Linked DNA regions of Homo sapiens: region 2 is linked to region 1. A link is a loop called in an ENCODE intact Hi-C map of the cell type or tissue named here. Cell type or tissue: dorsolateral prefrontal cortex. All regions are shown on one strand. Links, peaks and the distances in the headings refer to the core of each region. The heading gives the core; the rest is flanking DNA.

Region 1 (8,590 bases), core at 220-8,219:
CCCTCATGTACCTGCTGGCTCCCCCTGCCCTTACTCATGCCATTATGTCATTTTTGACTGCTCTCCCTCCACTCCTCAGTGGAGTCAAACACAATCCCTCCCTAAAGAGCCTGTTGAAGTCCAAAAGGCAGCCCAGGGGATCGTTCTCTGCTTTCTTTTGTATCATTCATTCTTTCATTCAACCAATATTTATCGAAGACCTACTATGTGCCAGGTACTGTTCTAGGCACTAGAAATATGGCAGTGAATGACAAAAAAAGAGGATTTACATTCTGGGAAGGACAAGGGTCAATAAGGACATCACTAAGTATACATTGTTATGTGTACTATGTCAGATGGTAACTTCCAGGAAGAGAAACAGAACAGGGGAAGGGATGAAAGTGACAGCCATCCTACTCTCTTCACTGGCACTTAGGTTAAATATGCCATTATCTGGCCGGGCCCAATGGCTCACACCTATAATTCCAGCACTTTGGGAGGCTGAGGCAGGTGGATCACCCAAGGTCAGGAGTTCGAGACCAGCCTGACCAATACGGTGAAACCCCATCTCTACTAAACATACAAAAATTAGCCAGGCATGGTGGTGGGTGCCTGTAATCCCAACTACTCAGGAGGCTAAGGCAGGAGAATTGCTTGAACCTGGGAGGCAGAGGTTACAGTGAGCTGAGATCACACCACTGTACTCCAGCCTAGGCGACAGTGAGACTCTGTTTCAGAAAAAAAAAAAAAAAAAAGCCATTATTTAACTTAGTTAATGTTTTGTTTCCTCTTCAGCTAGATCCTCTATGTTCTCAAACAATAAGGGCTGTTTTCGGCTTCTTCCAGCATAGGATTGTACATACTGTCGCCGTTCAACCAATTCTGTTGAACAAAAAAACTTATACAGCTGATTCATATTTTAGAAACACAGACCTTCTGGGTGCAAAGGGAAGTCAGGAGATGAATTAATCCATGTGGAACTGCAGGCAGTGAGTCATCCATTCCACATCTATTTTCCAGCAGCCATGTCCTAGGCACATGAGTGCAGCACTGGCCAGATACTTGTGGGCTCACCAGTGAAATCCTGCCCTCGTGATGTGTACATTTTGGTGAAAAAGACCAGCAAATGATAAGTGATTACTTCTTTGTTTTTGTTGTTGTTGTTTGTTTGTTTGTTTGAGACAGAGTCTCGTTCTGTTGCCCAGGCTGGAGTGCAGTGGCACGATCTCGGTTCACTGCAACCTCCACCTCCGGGGTTCAAGCGATTCTTGTGTCTCAGCCTTCCAGGTAGCTGGGATTACAGGTGCCTGCCACCACGTCTGGCTAATTTTTTGTAATTTTAGTAGAGACAGGGTTTCACCATGTTGGTCAGTCTGGTCTCGAACTGATCTCGGGTGATCCGCCCACCTCAGCCTCCCAAAGTGGATAAGCAATTACCTCTATGAAGGAAACGGGCAGGGAGATGAAAAGGAGAAAAGCAACACGGAGGATAGGAAAAGCCTTTCCATGGAGATGATGTTCCAGCCAAGACAGGAAGGGGTAGAACGAGCCAGCGAGGCCAAGGGCAGGATGGGGGTGGGCAAGGATACTGAGAAACAGCTCCTGGAGGAGGAGTCGGCCAGGGCACAGGCCTGGAGGCGGAAATGTGCTGGGTGCATGGTCACAGAATCCAGTTAGTGTGGGGATGAGGCTGGGGAAGGCAGGAGCCAGCTTTCACAGGCCCTTGTGGGCCACCGTTGGGAGTGTGGGTTTCATTCTAGTGCAATGGAAAGACACAGGACAGTCTTAGCAGGAGAGAACACAAGATTTCTATTTTAAGAGGATCCCTCTGAAAAGACGGCCCCAGAATCACGGTGACTACATGTCACACTTTGCCAGGGACAGTGCCACTTTATACCCGTTGTCCTAGCATCATTATTAACAGCACCCCATTTCACTCTCCAAAGTGTTGCAGATTAAGGGAAAAATTATACAGTCATCCTATCCAGAACCCATTATTACAACTAACATGATTCACTGTTCTGAGAAACCTGATATGCTCTGTACCAGTCACATCCCCCCAAATACAGCAGAGGCTGAATACAACATATTCTATGGTGGGAAATTAAGCCTGTCCTCCAGCATCGCAATTATAAAAAGGTTCTACTGTGTTCTGGTGGTTTTTTTGAAAGACAGGAAGAAGAGAAAATTCTATAAACTTCGCTCCATGATGTATTCCACATTTTACAGCTGCTGCGAGGGGAAAACTTTTCCACAGATGAAATCTAAAATTTTCGTGGTTCAGTTGGAGTCTGTCCTCACTTGATATGGACAAAAAGGGCCAGTCATTGCTGTCTGTGCAGAGATCCTGAGAGTCCTGTTCTTGAAGAAGCCTGCCAAAGTCACCTCTGAGCAGCTCCAGGTTACATAAGCCCTGTTTCTCTAACCTCTCCTCTCAGGTCTTATTTTTCAAATGTTCAGTCATCCTTGTGGCTCCTCTGTTTATCCTTGCCAAGTTCTTCACACTGACACAGTACTTCTAAAGTTATACTCCAGAAGCCCTCTGCTATTTTCCCTACCAAATCTTTCCAGAAGCAAAGCCATTCTCCTCTGCATCTAAGCCATGGGCCAGGACACTGGAACCGGCGCTGACAAGCCACACTGTACCTCCTGCCTTGCTTCCACCTGTCCTCCTTGGACCAGACCACCTAAAGAGAGGATTAAGCATAATCTTACCGTGTCTGGGGGACAAAGGCACGTAGGGTGGCAACCTCTGCCGGCTTGGATTATGCCCCTTCTCATATTCCACCTTAGAATCTCAGAATGTTGGGGTAAACGCGACCTTAGCAACACTCTTTTCATTTGGTAGATTTATTGAAGGCAGATCCTACAAATTGCTCATAGATGGGACAGAACTCACCCTGGACCGTGGCCCTTCCCCTCTGCTTTGCTGCCCCTCCAACCACTTCATGGAAATGTTACCATCCTCTGATTGATTTATACTGAGCTGAATTTACATGTCTTTTCCTACCCCCCTCCTTGACTTTATTTAGCTTCTTGAGGGCAAATAATATATTTAATAGGTCTCTGTATTATTCACAACATGGCATCTTCCATGTAGCCAGGTCTCTGGGGAGATATTTGCTGAAACTCCTGAATGGATTCTTAAGACTCCTCCTTGCTTTATGATAGAGACAAGAGTAACACTCCCAGGCTTTTGGGGGTCACAGGCTCTGCGACAAACAGACCGGACTCCAAATCCAGGCTATGCCACTAGTTTCCAGGCTATGCCACTAGTTTACCAGCTAGTAGTTAACTAGTTGTAGGAAAGGTATTATAATTCATCTTTCTTCATCAGAATAATGGGTGCAATATACCTACCTCTTTCTGAGGGCTACAAAAGCCTACCTATGTTGCACAGAAATGCCTCAACAGACACATGTTCTGCCCTGAACACCACTTCTCCCTCTTTTGCTTGCTCTGCTCAGCTATTTTCCCTATAGGTTAAGCTTTTACCAAAAAAGAAAAAACATCCTAATAGTGCTGTTCTTACCAGAGATACCATTTTTTCCTCATGCTGAAACCCTCCTTAGATAAGAGATAAAACTATGCTGTAACTTATATCCTTTTGCAAATTTTTAAAGTAGAGTGCTGCGATAACACCAAAATGGGGGAATTCCTAAGGTGACTTGGGACATAAGTAGGAGTGAGGAAAGTATTTAAGCTTAGAGAGAAAAGCGAAGAGAAGCCTTCTGATGAGGTGTGAGCCCATGGAAAACGGCACAGGGAAAATGAATCGGAAATGCAGCCTGTGGGGTAACACTGCTGCAGAAGGAAACAAACGAGGAGAGCCAGCGCCTCCACGGTGCCTTCTCCTCCTGGAAGCAGGAGTTGAAGCCTATGACCCCTAGGACTGATCCCATACTGACATCTTGTGGTTACAAGTGTCATGACACTTACGTTGTCCTACGGCAGGCATGGACATGCATATTCGTACAACAACCATGTCTTCATTTCTCAGCATTTCAAAAGCATCAAACGTTTTCTCAACCCCAAGCTCCCTGTTCTCAGTAGAGGTAGAAGTGAGCGAAGGAACTGCTGATGAATGTGACACTGGCATTTGTCCCTCCCAACTGCATCCATGCTAGTGGCTGAAGCCTCTGCAGCCTTGGCTGAGCATCTCTTCTCCAGCACCCAAGGCTTCTTTAGGAGAATTACCAAAACTCACTGGTTGTTTTAAAAGTGAAATGAAAACTGCAGCTGCTCAGAGCTTTCAAATACCAACCGAACCACTCCCTCATGAAGTCTAAGGGAGGAAGTCAGGAAATAGAAAAGTAACCTGGTTCTTTGGAATTTCAAAATTAAATTTCTTTTCACAACCATACCCCGGAGCTACTCAGTAATGGAGGTGCTCCAGAAACCCTCCATCTTGCAGAATCCCAGATGGTCCTGAGTGCCTGCTGCATTCAAAGCACCTGGGGGATACTAGTGCACCTCAGAGGGCCCACGGTCCAACAAGGGATGGGCAGGACCCCATCACGGTGAAGTAAAGGAAGATTGGCAAGCGGCGGACACGGGCCGAGAGAGTTCTTGCAGGAGACATCAGGAAAGACTCCCATGGGAGAGCAGCATTTTTTCTTTTAGGATGAGCAGTGTGGGGCAAATAAAGTTGTGCATGAAGGCATTTATAGCAGGTGGTTAGAGTCACAGGCCTTAGGAATCAGACAAAACAGGATTTACGCCCAGGCCCATCACTTCCTAACTGTCCATCTGAACATGATCTGTGAGCTCTCAAAACCTTGTTTTCTTCCTCTGAAAAGCAGGGATGAAAATTCTGACTTAATGATGGAGTTGTGAGGAATGAGTAAAATAACGTGTAGAACTGATAACTCGGCACACACTAAGGACACACACCAGTTGCTAACAGCTGGAGGAGCAGCAGGAGTGCAGTGACGGGCAGGAAAGGCCGCCACCGCCTGTGGAAGTCAGGGGCAGGTGAAGACAGTGTGGACGTAGGACAAACAAAGACATGGTGGTGGGGCAGGGTCGGAGGACAGAGGCACTAGACACCAGGCAGGGCCTCCTGACCAGCTCTTGCTCCTCTCTGCTCTCCCAATGTGTCACCTGACTCTTCACTTGGTTTCTTTTTGCCTGTTTATATCCTCTCTCCCCAGGGATGTTATTTTGGCTTTCTGGAGACAAGGGCCCACAGTTCGTCACCATGGGTCCAGCAGAAGGCCCAGGTGCAGAGCAGACATTCACTGAACATTTGGCCTGGCCCCTGCCTGTGCTGGGTCACTTTCAGCAAATTAACTAACCTCTGTTAGAAGGCAGGTTTCTCTTCAGTAAAATTCAAACAAAGAAACAATACTTGCCTCTTTTGGTTGCTGTGAAGATTAAATGAGAAAATGCAAGTGAATGGACAAATGACTGGGAAAAGGCTCAATAAAAGATAACTGCTATGAGAGCCGCACCTGCTAGAGTCCTAGCTGCCAACTTCACAGAAAGCACTGAAGACTGTTTTCTATGAAACCCAGTCTCAAAGACCTAAGGATATGCTCAGATAAATCAGACAGCATTGAACAATATCGTCACAACAATATTTTCTAAGAGATTTGTTAAGAAAATTGGGTTTTCATCTGAATTTCTCCATATTATGTAACTTTCCCACTTCTTAAGCATAGCTTTCAAAAACACACCATGGCAGCACTGCCCTTAACTGCTTTTCCAGAAAAAATCTTTTCAAATTTCCACCAAAAGAATGCAGTTGGCACCACCTTTTCCTGACCGTTCTAACAAATGGATAAACTTTGCTGCAATGAGACAGTTTAGGACAACATCTGCTCCTATCTGCCAACAAAGTTCAGCTGTGGCTTCTGACACTAGGGGAAGAAAATCTCTTCCTTTAAAAAATAATAACATTTATACTTTTTTGTTGATCAAAAATAACAGATGACTACAGAAAAAGTGGAAAATCTAGAAAATTATAAAAAACAAGTTACCCATAATCAACTATCCAAACATAGTTCAGGCTGTGCATTTTACTATATCCTTTACTATTCTCTTAGTCTTCTTTGCATATATATTTTTAAAATGGAGTCAGTCTTATCTTTTCACTTATTATACCTGAAGATTTTCTTTAATATTTCACTGTTGTTGTTGTTTTTGTTGTTGTTTGTTTGTTTTGAGATGGAGTCTCTGTTGTCCAGGCTGGAGTGCAACGGCATGATCTTGGCTCACTGCAACCTCCGCTGCCCAGGTTCAAGTGATTCTCGTGTCTCAGCCTCCCGAGTAGCTGGGATTACAGGCACGTGCCACCATATTTCACTTTGTAAAAAATTACCAAATTACATAAAGCTGTGCTGGATGTCAGGCAGTATTGAAAGAGATGTGAGGTGAAGTCTTTATTCTCTAGAGGTCGGTGCTTCGTGAGGATACAAGACAAACACACAGGAAAAACAAATAATGGTATACAATAATGATGGTATACAAGAATGACTTAAGACAGGGGTAGTACAAACAACGTCTGTGAGGTTCACACCTAGATGAGATTACCATGGCCTAGAATGGCCTTGCAAGGACTCCATGAAGGAAGACAGAAACGAGTCCAGCCGTGAAGCATTGTAGTTCTATAGAAAATTTTGAAGTGATAATGACTAATTTACCTCCCTTTCTCCAATATACCGAAGGACAGATTCACTGAAGTAATTTCCCTTGCTAAGCCTTTGCTCTTATGGACAAAGCTGAGCTCCCACAAAAGCTGTTTTTCAAATATCATAAATGAGGATGTAAGTAATTCGAAACGATTTTCCAATTATGTTTGCATTCATGAGGAAAACTAAGGTTTTAAGAGAAAATAAAAAAGGTTATCTGAAGAATTAGAAGTGAATTCTGAAATTCCAGATTCCTGGTGTCTAAATAACACATAATACAAGAATTAGCAAGAATCTACTCCACACATGATATTGAAACTTGGAACCACTTAACAACCAAGCTTAATTCCTAGGACAGACCTTCCTGCTTAACCTGTATTCATCCACTCATCCATTCAGGAAATACTGTTAAGTATTTTAGAATGCGTGTTAATGAGTCCAGCACTGGGCTAGGCGCTAAGGCAAAGTGAACCATACGGACAGGTTCCTGCCCTCATGGAGTGGACAGTTTTAGTAAGAGAGAGGCTGACAGGTAGACAGACAATGACAGCCCAATGTAATAAATGCTTGGTAAATTAAGCTACCTTAAGGACTTATAGATGCTATAGATATAAATGCTTCATTAAGAAATGAGCACCTAGAAAAAACACTATATTAACCTACACTTGGAAAATTAGGAAAGCTTCTTAGAATAGATAACATTTAAGTTTAAGGAAGAAGAGCAGAAAGTCAGGAGCGGCAGTAAAAGAAATATCTAGGGCTAGGCACAGTGGCTCATGCCTGACATGCTAGCACTTTGGGAGGCCAAGGTGGGAGGATTGCTTGAGGTCAGGACTTCAAGACCAACCTGGGCAGCATAGCAAGACCCATCTCTAAAAAAAAAAAATAAAATAAAAAATTTAAAAATGAATATGGTGGCACCACCTGTAGTCCCAGCTACTCAGGAGGTTGCGGCGGAAGGACTGCTTAAGCCCACGAGGTTGAGGCTGCAGTGAGATGTAATCACGCCACCACATTCCAGTTTGGGTGATAGAACAAGACTCTGTCACAAAAAGAAAAACAAAGAGAGAGAGAGAGATGTTTAAGAAGAGAGAACAGCATATTAAAAGTTCTAAGGGAGAGAAAAAAACATGGTGAAAGAGTGGAAAAAAGATATTCAGAATGGCTGGGTCCAAGGGTGGAGAAAGGAGGATTTTGGTGAGCTAGAGGTATGCACATACATAACCAGGTGTGGGCATGTGTGTATACACACATACTCATTTAGACCTCAAAACAATCCTCCCATAATTATCATCATTTTGAAGATGAGGAAACAGGTATGAGAACACTAGTTGGTGATAAACAATAAGTAGCCAAAGGACCCTGAATGGAAGAGGGACATGATGAATTTTGCATCTCTGGCAAAATACCAATGATGCAGTGTAGAGAATGCTTTGGAAGATAGGAAGTGATGATAAAATCTTTATTAAGCTTCCCAGAGAGATTAAAGGGCTCACTTTCTGTCATCTGACATGCCATGCCCTGAGCCTGCAACTTGAGAGATCATGAAACGCAGACAGAACCTTTTCCTTCAAGGAGTTTATAATCTACCAGGGGCAACAAGCATATTGGGACACTGGGTGCTCTCTGTATTGCTTGACAAGGATTCCATAGACCAACTACTTTCTAAAGCACCATGACCAGCAGAATCATAGACTGAGGTTCCTTCTTTGAAAGACAGCCAAGCTTCTTGCAGGAAGAGAAAGCCCTGACCACAGGGAAACAGTGACCACAGCTACAGCCCAAGCTCTTCTCTGGGTCTGACAAACTCAGGACAATGGTTCTGTTCCCTAACACCTTTCTATAATCCCCAATCCTAACCTGGTGACCCAGCAACAATGTCCGTTGAGTGTCCAGGGCTGTTACTGGCTTAGTCACACTCTTCCCCTCTTGGGGTTTAGCTACTTTGTCACCTCCCTGCTGGAGAAATGCCACTTACC
Region 2 (8,590 bases), core at 105-8,104, 72 kb before region 1:
TCTATGCATGAGTCCAGTGCAAGAAAAAGTGTGGCTCAAAGGCTGTGTCTACAGCGCATAAGGTTTTAATGGCCTTCGCTTGCTTGCAGACCAATCCCTTAATTTTCCGGTTATCCAACCATTTGCCATTTGGCTTCCTATTTTGAAGAATATGCTTGTTGACACATTTTACTGAAAAATCAAGTAACCTGAAATACAAACTGTGACTTTAGTGGTAGATTATTTGTTTTGTAGGTGGGTGCCCAATTTGAGCAGCTATTATCTACTTTTTTCATTTTATAATGTTGACCAAATCTTAAAAAAAATTTTATTTCAGTCTGGGTCTCAGGCCAACAAAATAGTCCCTTGAACTTGACTGAAACATATGGATGTGAGATTTCATTTATTGTTTTTGGTAAAGTCATGTTCCTCCAGAAATTGTGCAGGGGTCACATGAGAATCTTGGGTGCTGCCACTTGCCTGAAGCTGTTTCCACTAGCAACGATCTTCCTAAAAACACATGTCAGCAGTTAGCAATCCAGGAGTATGACTGAAGCCAGCCCTAGGGAGCTTCATTTCTATTTTGGAGACTCACTGGCCTTCCAAGGGACAGAAAAAAAAAATTGGATCATTTGGCTTTGCAGGAAACCCCTTGCCTAATTTCTATTTCTCTAAGCCACACCCTTTCCGGAACGCTGTCATCTGCTACGGTGTGACTGGTAATACATTTCGGAGTTCGAGAAATAATCCTTGACACCTCCCCACTATGCATTATCATCTTAAAACTATCACAAGACCCACAGGAAAACAGTTCTTCTATCTAGGATCTTTGGAAAAGTGATCGAGAACTCACTTTGGTACCTCTGGGGATACTGAAGTAAAAAAATTTTTTTTTAAAAAAATCTTGTTTCAGGGCCGGGGTTTAAGCACACCGCTGTTGGACACACTGTTAGAAAAGAAAGTAAATCCAGAAGCCGTGATTTCAAGCAGAATTGAGTGTGGGTGTTGGCTTTATGCGGCATTATGACAGCTAGCCTGTAAGATGTCCAGGGAAGCCCAGCGGGGCAAGCCATGCCCAGCACCAATTCCCTGGACTAGGAAAAGCTCTGCTGATCATCCCCCTGAGCTTCTGTGTAGCACCTCCCGATTCCTGACCTTGGTGTGGGCCAGCAGGGTCCTCTGCACCTCTTCTTAACCCAGGCCTTGTGTGTCCCTAAAATCAGATCTTTTCAGTTCTTCCTCCTCCCCTTCTCTCAAAGTTACTATCACTTCCCACACCCAGGTCAAGTTACACCTGTCCGTTTTTTACGGTTGATTTTCTCCAGACCAGCAAGCAACACATATCAAGGGTTGTGGTTCATCACCATGCCCTTGCTGGGAGTTCTCAGAACCAGCTGCATCGGCATTGCCTGGGCACTTGTTAGGCAGAATCCTAGACTCCACCCCAGACCTATGGGATTTGTATGCACTTTAAGTTTAAGAAGCACTGGTCTGGAAATGACAGGTCTTTCTTGAAAGCAACTTATTTCTGAGAGTTCATGAGTGATCTAGAATTCTGGGCCAATTCACAGAATATTGACAACCATGGCTGCCTTCTAAAATCTCCCAGGTGAAGTCTTCATCCTGCAGACAGAATGATTTATGATAATTTGACTTACAATTTTTTGACTTTATGATGGCGCAAAAGTAATACACATTCAATAGAAACAGTACTTTGAGTACATACAACCATTTTGTTTTTCACTTTCAGTACAGTAGTCAATAAATTATTTAATCCTCTACTATAAAATAGGGTTTGTGTGAGTTGATTTTACTAGAATAAAGGCTAATATAAGTGTTTTGAGGATGTTTAAGGCCAGCTAGGCTAAGCTATGATGTTTGTTTGGTAGGTTAGGTGTATTAAAAGCCTTTTTAACTTAATGTATTTTTAACTTATGATGGGTTTATCAGGACATAACTTCATTATAAATCCAGGAACATCTGTATTTGGATATCCAGGAGATATGTTTAAATCTGTAGTAAATTTGTTTAGTTTAAAAGGGAAATTAAATGTTCTGGTTACCACACACACCAAATAAAGATATGTAATTTTTGAAGAATTAACCTAAAGAAGATCTATCTAATACGCAATCTGAAGGCACTTTGAAATCTTGTAGTGTCTCATATTTAGCACCAGCTGACAAAGGCTGGGGATAAAACAGCCTTTGTTTTAACTGAAATTCTCCTGGAAAAAACATCCGAGAGTCTCCATGATTCCCCCAATGACCAACTGATTTTCCTTGAAGTTTTGGAGTACTCAGTATTCACAGGGTTGTGAGTGGCTTCCAAAAATAGATTTCTGGGCTGCATGTCATCCCTAATAGAGCAGAACTGTCAGATGTTGGGGTAGGGATTTGTGGTTTTAAATCTCCCTAGTGACTGCAGAAGGACCATAAGTGGGAGCAATTATTCTAGGCCACTGAGGGGCTCCAAAGGTGGCTTCTGTCTTATGTTGTAGCTGTAACCTCAATCACAAACACAGATTTATACACAGAGATTTTGATGACATAGAGTTCTGAATCCAAAGGTGAGGAAGGGTTTTGTTGTCTACGTGTCAGTCCTTGAACTTGTGTCTACATGTTTAGTAAACTACGGTGGTCTTTTATTCCACTGAGGACAGAATATCACTGTAATATGTAAATATATGCTACTGCCCTAAAGAAAAAAAAGAATGCAAAATGTTCTGAGTAGCTACGCTATGCCCACTGCATTCAATCAGAAATGGTCCTGAAGTTTTTGTTTTCAAGCAAACTTGGCTGAAGTCTAGATCATTTTATAGTGGAATCACAAAGCAATTTGTTTTTCCTCTCACAAAGCAATTTGTTTTTCCTCTCTGAGGTGAAAATATAAAGCCTCCTGTTACTTATGCCATGACATCTAAAAAGCAGATGATATTATACATTTTCATTGTCGTCAAGAGTCTACGTTTTTGTTCCTTTCTAGCAGATTATTTAATTACTCTGCCAAAGGATGCTCATAATGTCATGTTTGCAAAACAGCTTTAAATGCTTTCAAATACTTCCAAGATTAAAATAACTGCTGAGTTATTTTGCTTTCTGTGGACAGTTCAATTTCATCTCTGAATATACTCTTTTTCTGATGGATTTATAACTACTACACAATAGTAGCCATCCATAAAGAACAATATAATAGGTACTAAGAATCTAGCACTCACAGTTGTTCTGTTTTTGGCATTTGTGGCTTATGAGAGCCTCTGCTATTCCTTTCAAGTGAATCTGCTTTCATGCAGCATTTACTTCTTGACAGTTCACATAATTTAGTCAACACTCCTTAATTTTTTCCCCTTTGATCCATGACTATGTGTAAACCAACCAAACAAAAAACTATAAAACTCTAAACATAGTGAATTTCTCCTGTTTTTCCTCCCTTCTCCTTCTAGTTGGTTATTTACATCACTAGTGACATACTATAATAAATTGCCATCACCATCCCCTTCCTCACTGTGGATCAAAGCCTTGGAGTGCTTGATGAAAATTTATTAGACCTCTGCCCACTGATTCCCACCTGGCTGCTCACAGCACCCTTGGCCAGCATTGCCTTGAGCTGGCTGGAGACGGACACTCTGATGACTAACAGCTGGGTGTCTCAGACAAGCCGTCTCTACCTCCAGCATCCACGGGCTAACTCTGCTTGCTTTCCTACTTCTCTTTTCTTATCTTACACTTAGGTCTTTTGGTCAATTCATGGCAGAGGCTGCCAAGGATGTCAAAAACAAGACGTGGGGGCAAAGGGGTGGGTGTGGCCTGCAGATGGTCTATGTGCCATACCAGGCCACTGGACGGTGCTGCTGGGCTGGTGATATTCGGGTCACTGATGTGGGGTAGCCAGCCACTGAGAGGTCCTGGGGAGCCTGAAAATCACAGGCTGGGCAGAGAGAAACACTCTGAGGGGCTTTACTGTGGGAGATTTACAAGACCCAGGGGTGTTTACATCTGTGCTCAGTTTCAAGCATTTTCCCGACTGCTTCATGCCACGGTGCTCCAGCTTATCATTGCAAACACAGCCAAATAAAAACTACATGTGGCATTTGGTAAAATTTATACAGAGGGGCAGCTGTTGTATCCTGCCTCACCTGAGGCTCATCTAATCAAACAAATCTGGCAATAAGGATGAGAGACTGTAAAGTCCAAATGAAGCATTATTTTTTTTCTGCATCCCCTTTCCCACTGTGCCACAATGCCTATGGAAAATGAGACCAAATCAAAACCTTGTAAGAGTCTGTAATTACCCTGACAGCAATGACTTATCATTTGTACACCCCTGTATTTTCTGTCCCTTCTTCTGAAGACTCACTTCAGGCATGCGGGAGCACTTACAGCCAAGATGTCAGGAACAGAAACACAGTAACCATCTGAATATTGATTGTATACAATCTTTATATTGACTGTATATTGACCACCTGTATTGATAACCTACAAGGGTTTGCAGATAGATTGCTAGATCATGTTTTTGGTGATTAAAAAGAGAATGGGGGCTCCTGGATGTAAAATACCATACTTGAAGGTAGTGGTCAAGTTTTGGAATTTTTTCACTTGCTTCATTCTACATTTGTGCAGCGTTCTACCCTATGTCAGTGATTAGAAAACTGGGCAATTAACTTCACGGATTTCTACCTGCCCTTAGAAGACATCCATTTTCTGAACACCCAGGAAGTCCTGATATATGCTAAAATGTGCACCCACAAACTCACAAGGCTGCATAAGAGGCCAAATTCAGCAGGCCCTGCTGTCAGCCACACCCTCATCCCACAACAGCTGCTCTCATCAGTTACACCCTTTGCATCCTTGTCTAGATGTTATTTTCTGGACTCCTCCAATTCCATAGTCACTCAGATAAATTCTGTAGAACAATAATACTGACATCTGGATTTTGGGAGGCCAGGGAGAGTTGAGGAGAGAGAAAGGGATGAGCTGAGAAGGGAAGGATTTGCGATGCAAGGCAACTGTCAACACAACAATTCTGGCTGATCATGCTGTTCCTTGGGCTCCCCGTTTGACCTCCACCAGCCTTTCTATTGTCGTGCCCTCCTGTCATTCCCCAGTGTTTTCTTTTCCTTTTGGTAGTGGAGGTCCCCACACTGTCAGCCTTTAGAGTGCATGTGTAGTTCCAGGACCCAAACTACAAGCAGGGAAGTGTTGCCATGCTCATGCATGATGCTGACCTTCTCCCTGTGGGTCTGAGCCACAAAGTGTGCTCTTGTGGTTATTTAAAAGTCTGCCTCCGGCCAGGTGGATCATGTGAGGTCAGGAGTTTGAGACCAGCCTGGCCAACATGGTGAAACCCTGTCTCTACTAAAAATACAAAAATTAGCCAGGCGTGGTGGCACATGCCTGTAATCCCAGCTACTCGGGAGTCTGAGGCATAAGAATTGCTTGAACCCAGGACAGAGAGGTTGCAATGAGCCGAAATTGTGCCATTGCACTCTACCCCAGGCAACGGAGCAAGACTAGCAAGACTCTGTCTCAAAAACTAAATATATAAATAAAATAAAATTAACAGTCTGCCTCCTAGACAATGCCAATCGTTAAAAAGCTGCCTCTCACAGCTCTGCTAGCCTCATGAATGTATGTCAGGAGTCTCAAGTTTACCCCTCAGACACAGGTCAAAATTATCTCTCCACTGTCTCCCAATCCCCAACTTAGGAACTTCCCAGGATTCCTGACTTTTACTAGACACTCAGCTTCAGACCTAAATTAGAGAGATAACTTACCTGCTTTTCACGATACTTTTGATACAATCTCATTCCACCTTCCACTCCTCTTTGTGAAACATTGGCATCATTGAGCTTTGCACCGGTTAACATTTTCAAGGTTCAAGACTTTGTAGTATCATCATGAGCATGTCAAATGAGACTATGTATATCAAAATATTTTGTAATCTGTTAAGTAATATAGAAGTGGTTAGATCAGCCAGATACCAGAGCATTAAGACTCTCTGCAGAGTTGTTGAGGCTATACAGTCTGATGTCAGAGCAGGAGTCTCAGCTGACACCCTGAGCAGTTGACAGCGAATCACTTGAGGGACTAAATATGCAAAGCTGCTTCAAGCTCCAGGTGGCCCAGTGCCCATAGGCACGTTTGGATCCATTGCCTTGGAATGCCATCCCTCCCAAGAGGGATTGGGATCATCCAGTAGCCCTATCTAGTTGAAAAGATCTACAGAAGACTACCAATGAAAAGCCACTATCACACCCACACCCACGGGACCTTTGAGTAGGTCTAGGTAGGCGTACACTTTACCAAAAACCAGGATTTTTATGACACTAACCCTAATGATCTTCAACCTATAATAACTGAAGAACCAAATGTCAAACACAGGTCTGGTACTTATGAAACCATTCTAACTTTGAACCAAACTTGGTTAACAAAACTTCAATTCTGTATTGTCCAAGGGACCTACAGAGTGTCCACTATGTGCCATGAGCTTGATATTTAGCCAAGTACATTGCCTGCATTGTACTACATAAGACTACATCGAGTAGTTGGTCACAGCATTCATAAGCTAATGGCTACCTCAAGGCCAAACATAGGACACAAAATAATTACAAATCAGTGCAATAGGCTTCTGTTAGAAATGAACAGATGGCTCGAACAACCTGAATTTCAATGACAAAAAAGGCACAACTCCTGCATACAAGATAATTTCGTCTTTCTCTTCTAATTTTCTGCAAATACAAAATGAAGCAACTACATTTTCCATTTTAAATGATATTTAAATAAATGTTGGTATGAGTTCCATGGAATTTTGCCCATTCTTTTAGGATGGTGAACCCACGTAACCCAGCTTTAATTACTTCTATTCCCCATCTTACTGAAGAGGCTTAGCTCAGTGCCTGGCCCATAGTAAGGACTCAATAAAAGGTTGTTATAATTAAGCTTATCACTCCTATTTAAATATGCTGTTCAATTTTCATCTGGGTGTGCTAACTTCCCTGTAGGAATGCTACTCTGGCTCACATACATCTAGAACCCCTCTAGATGTGTAATGGTCTTTACCCTGGCATTGCTTGATGCATTAGCCCTGCTAAGCCAAAAGAACAGTACTATTACCTTAAGAAATTGTATAGGTCTCTATTTAATAATGCAATTTTTTTGCCAGGTTCTAAGGCATTTGCTGCCACAGTGTACATGAATAAAAAGGAAAAGCATGCATTTTAGACATCAAAGCATAAGCCTTATGGTTACTTTTCTGAAATGGTCATCTTTCCTGGGCGACCAGATTTGTTTTTATAGCTTCAAGAATCCAGGTGTGTCCAGTTTTGTAAAATGAATTAGTTCATTCAGCAAACATTCAGGATCCTGAATCCTTTTACAAGTTAATTATTACAGTATTTAGGTCCTGATGTTGGTGCTTATACTCAACAATTCTTCCAAAGGCAGAGAACCAATTAAGAAGGAGAACACAGCATTGGTCCCACACTATTGGAACAAGACAAAAACACTGCTCAGCCATCTCCTAGTTTTAGAATCAACACATCAGAAAAGGTATCTGGTGTAAGAAGAGAAAGACGGCGGGTTCATAAGCCACACTGCTGACATTCTACAACCTCTCTCCTTTGCTGCCTCTGTGTCCTTCCTCAGATTGAATTACTGAGCTGAGCCACAGGTTCTGTCTCCTTTCATGCTCACTCCATTCCCTCCTATAGAGAAACTACAAAAGCCTACTCTTTGAGGAACTGAGCCAACGCAGAATATTCCTTGCATATACCTGTAGGATGAGAAACTGGTTAATGACTAGGCAGGTGGGGTGGGCACTCAGAGCAGCTGTGTCATCAGCAGTTCATGGCACTATAATAATGAGTTTGTGTTCACTTCCAGGGACATAATGAGTAAGAATTAGCACCTGCCTTCAAGGAGCCCATAGTCTAGTAGGGAAGGCAGGTTCACAAATGGAAAAACTTAACTACTTTGCACAAGGTAGAGGCTGCACCTAGCACAGAAGGGGTAATGAACCCTAAGAGGTGGGGAGGGGTCAGAGAAGACATTTCGGAGGAGGTACGTTGTGAGAAAACATCTGAAGTTTATCAGCCCTAAATGGGGAGTAGGGGACCGATCCCAGCACCCAATGAAATGGTTCCCATGCTTCATCTGTGTCACCAATGTCAATAGGGGACCTTTCCCCACTTTCCACGAGGGGCTTTGCCCATGCAGACACAACCTATGAGTACAAAATTACATTGTAATCCACCAATTCTCTCTTACATTCTTTCGTAAGTCTCACAAGTAAACCAACAGCTGAAATACAGATCTGGCTACAAGAAGTTAAATCCCTTTAGGCCTTCCCAAAGTGGCTGAGCTGTAGTTGGCAGTGGAGTTGTTCTCTGGGCTATGAATCACTGAGGGAAAAGGGCCGGAGAAAACTGCAACCAGCTATAGGGCTGGGGGAGTTGAACAACAAGCATATTCCTTTCTATTAAAATCAGATGTTATCAAATTTCATCTGTTTTCTTGTTATGCACAGAAATGCACTGAAAACATGTTTGAAACATGTTCAGGAAAAAACACATTAAGATATTTTTATTCTTATGAGTGCAAGCACGGAGGGATTTGAA

Evidence for each region. Peaks named below come from ENCODE experiments on the same cell type or tissue, not always from the same donor. Only the 100,000 strongest peaks of a DNase experiment are listed, where the experiment ranks them.
Region 2: a loop joins it to region 1, with 6 times the contacts of the local background. A loop is called at or near these places in 13 of 110 quality-filtered maps.

Annotation. Positions count from the first base shown.
Region 1 is chr7:28,016,635-28,025,224 of GRCh38, forward strand. All of the region lies in intron 1 of JAZF1 (JAZF zinc finger 1), which reads right to left. Among named protein-coding and RNA genes, the nearest start is that of JAZF1-AS1, 160 kb to the right of the region's middle. In dorsolateral prefrontal cortex, for the core only: CTCF peaks have their summits at 3,889 (motif pointing left) and 4,089; a DNase peak (open chromatin) is centred at 3,847; H3K4me3 peaks cover 578 bases; H3K27ac peaks cover 1,649 bases.
Region 2 is chr7:27,944,269-27,952,858 of GRCh38, forward strand. All of the region lies in intron 2 of JAZF1 (JAZF zinc finger 1), which reads right to left. Among named protein-coding and RNA genes, the nearest start is that of TAX1BP1-AS1, 210 kb to the left of the region's middle. In dorsolateral prefrontal cortex, for the core only: no CTCF peak of the experiment used is centred there; a DNase peak (open chromatin) is centred at 3,823; H3K4me3 peaks cover 720 bases; H3K27ac peaks cover 458 bases.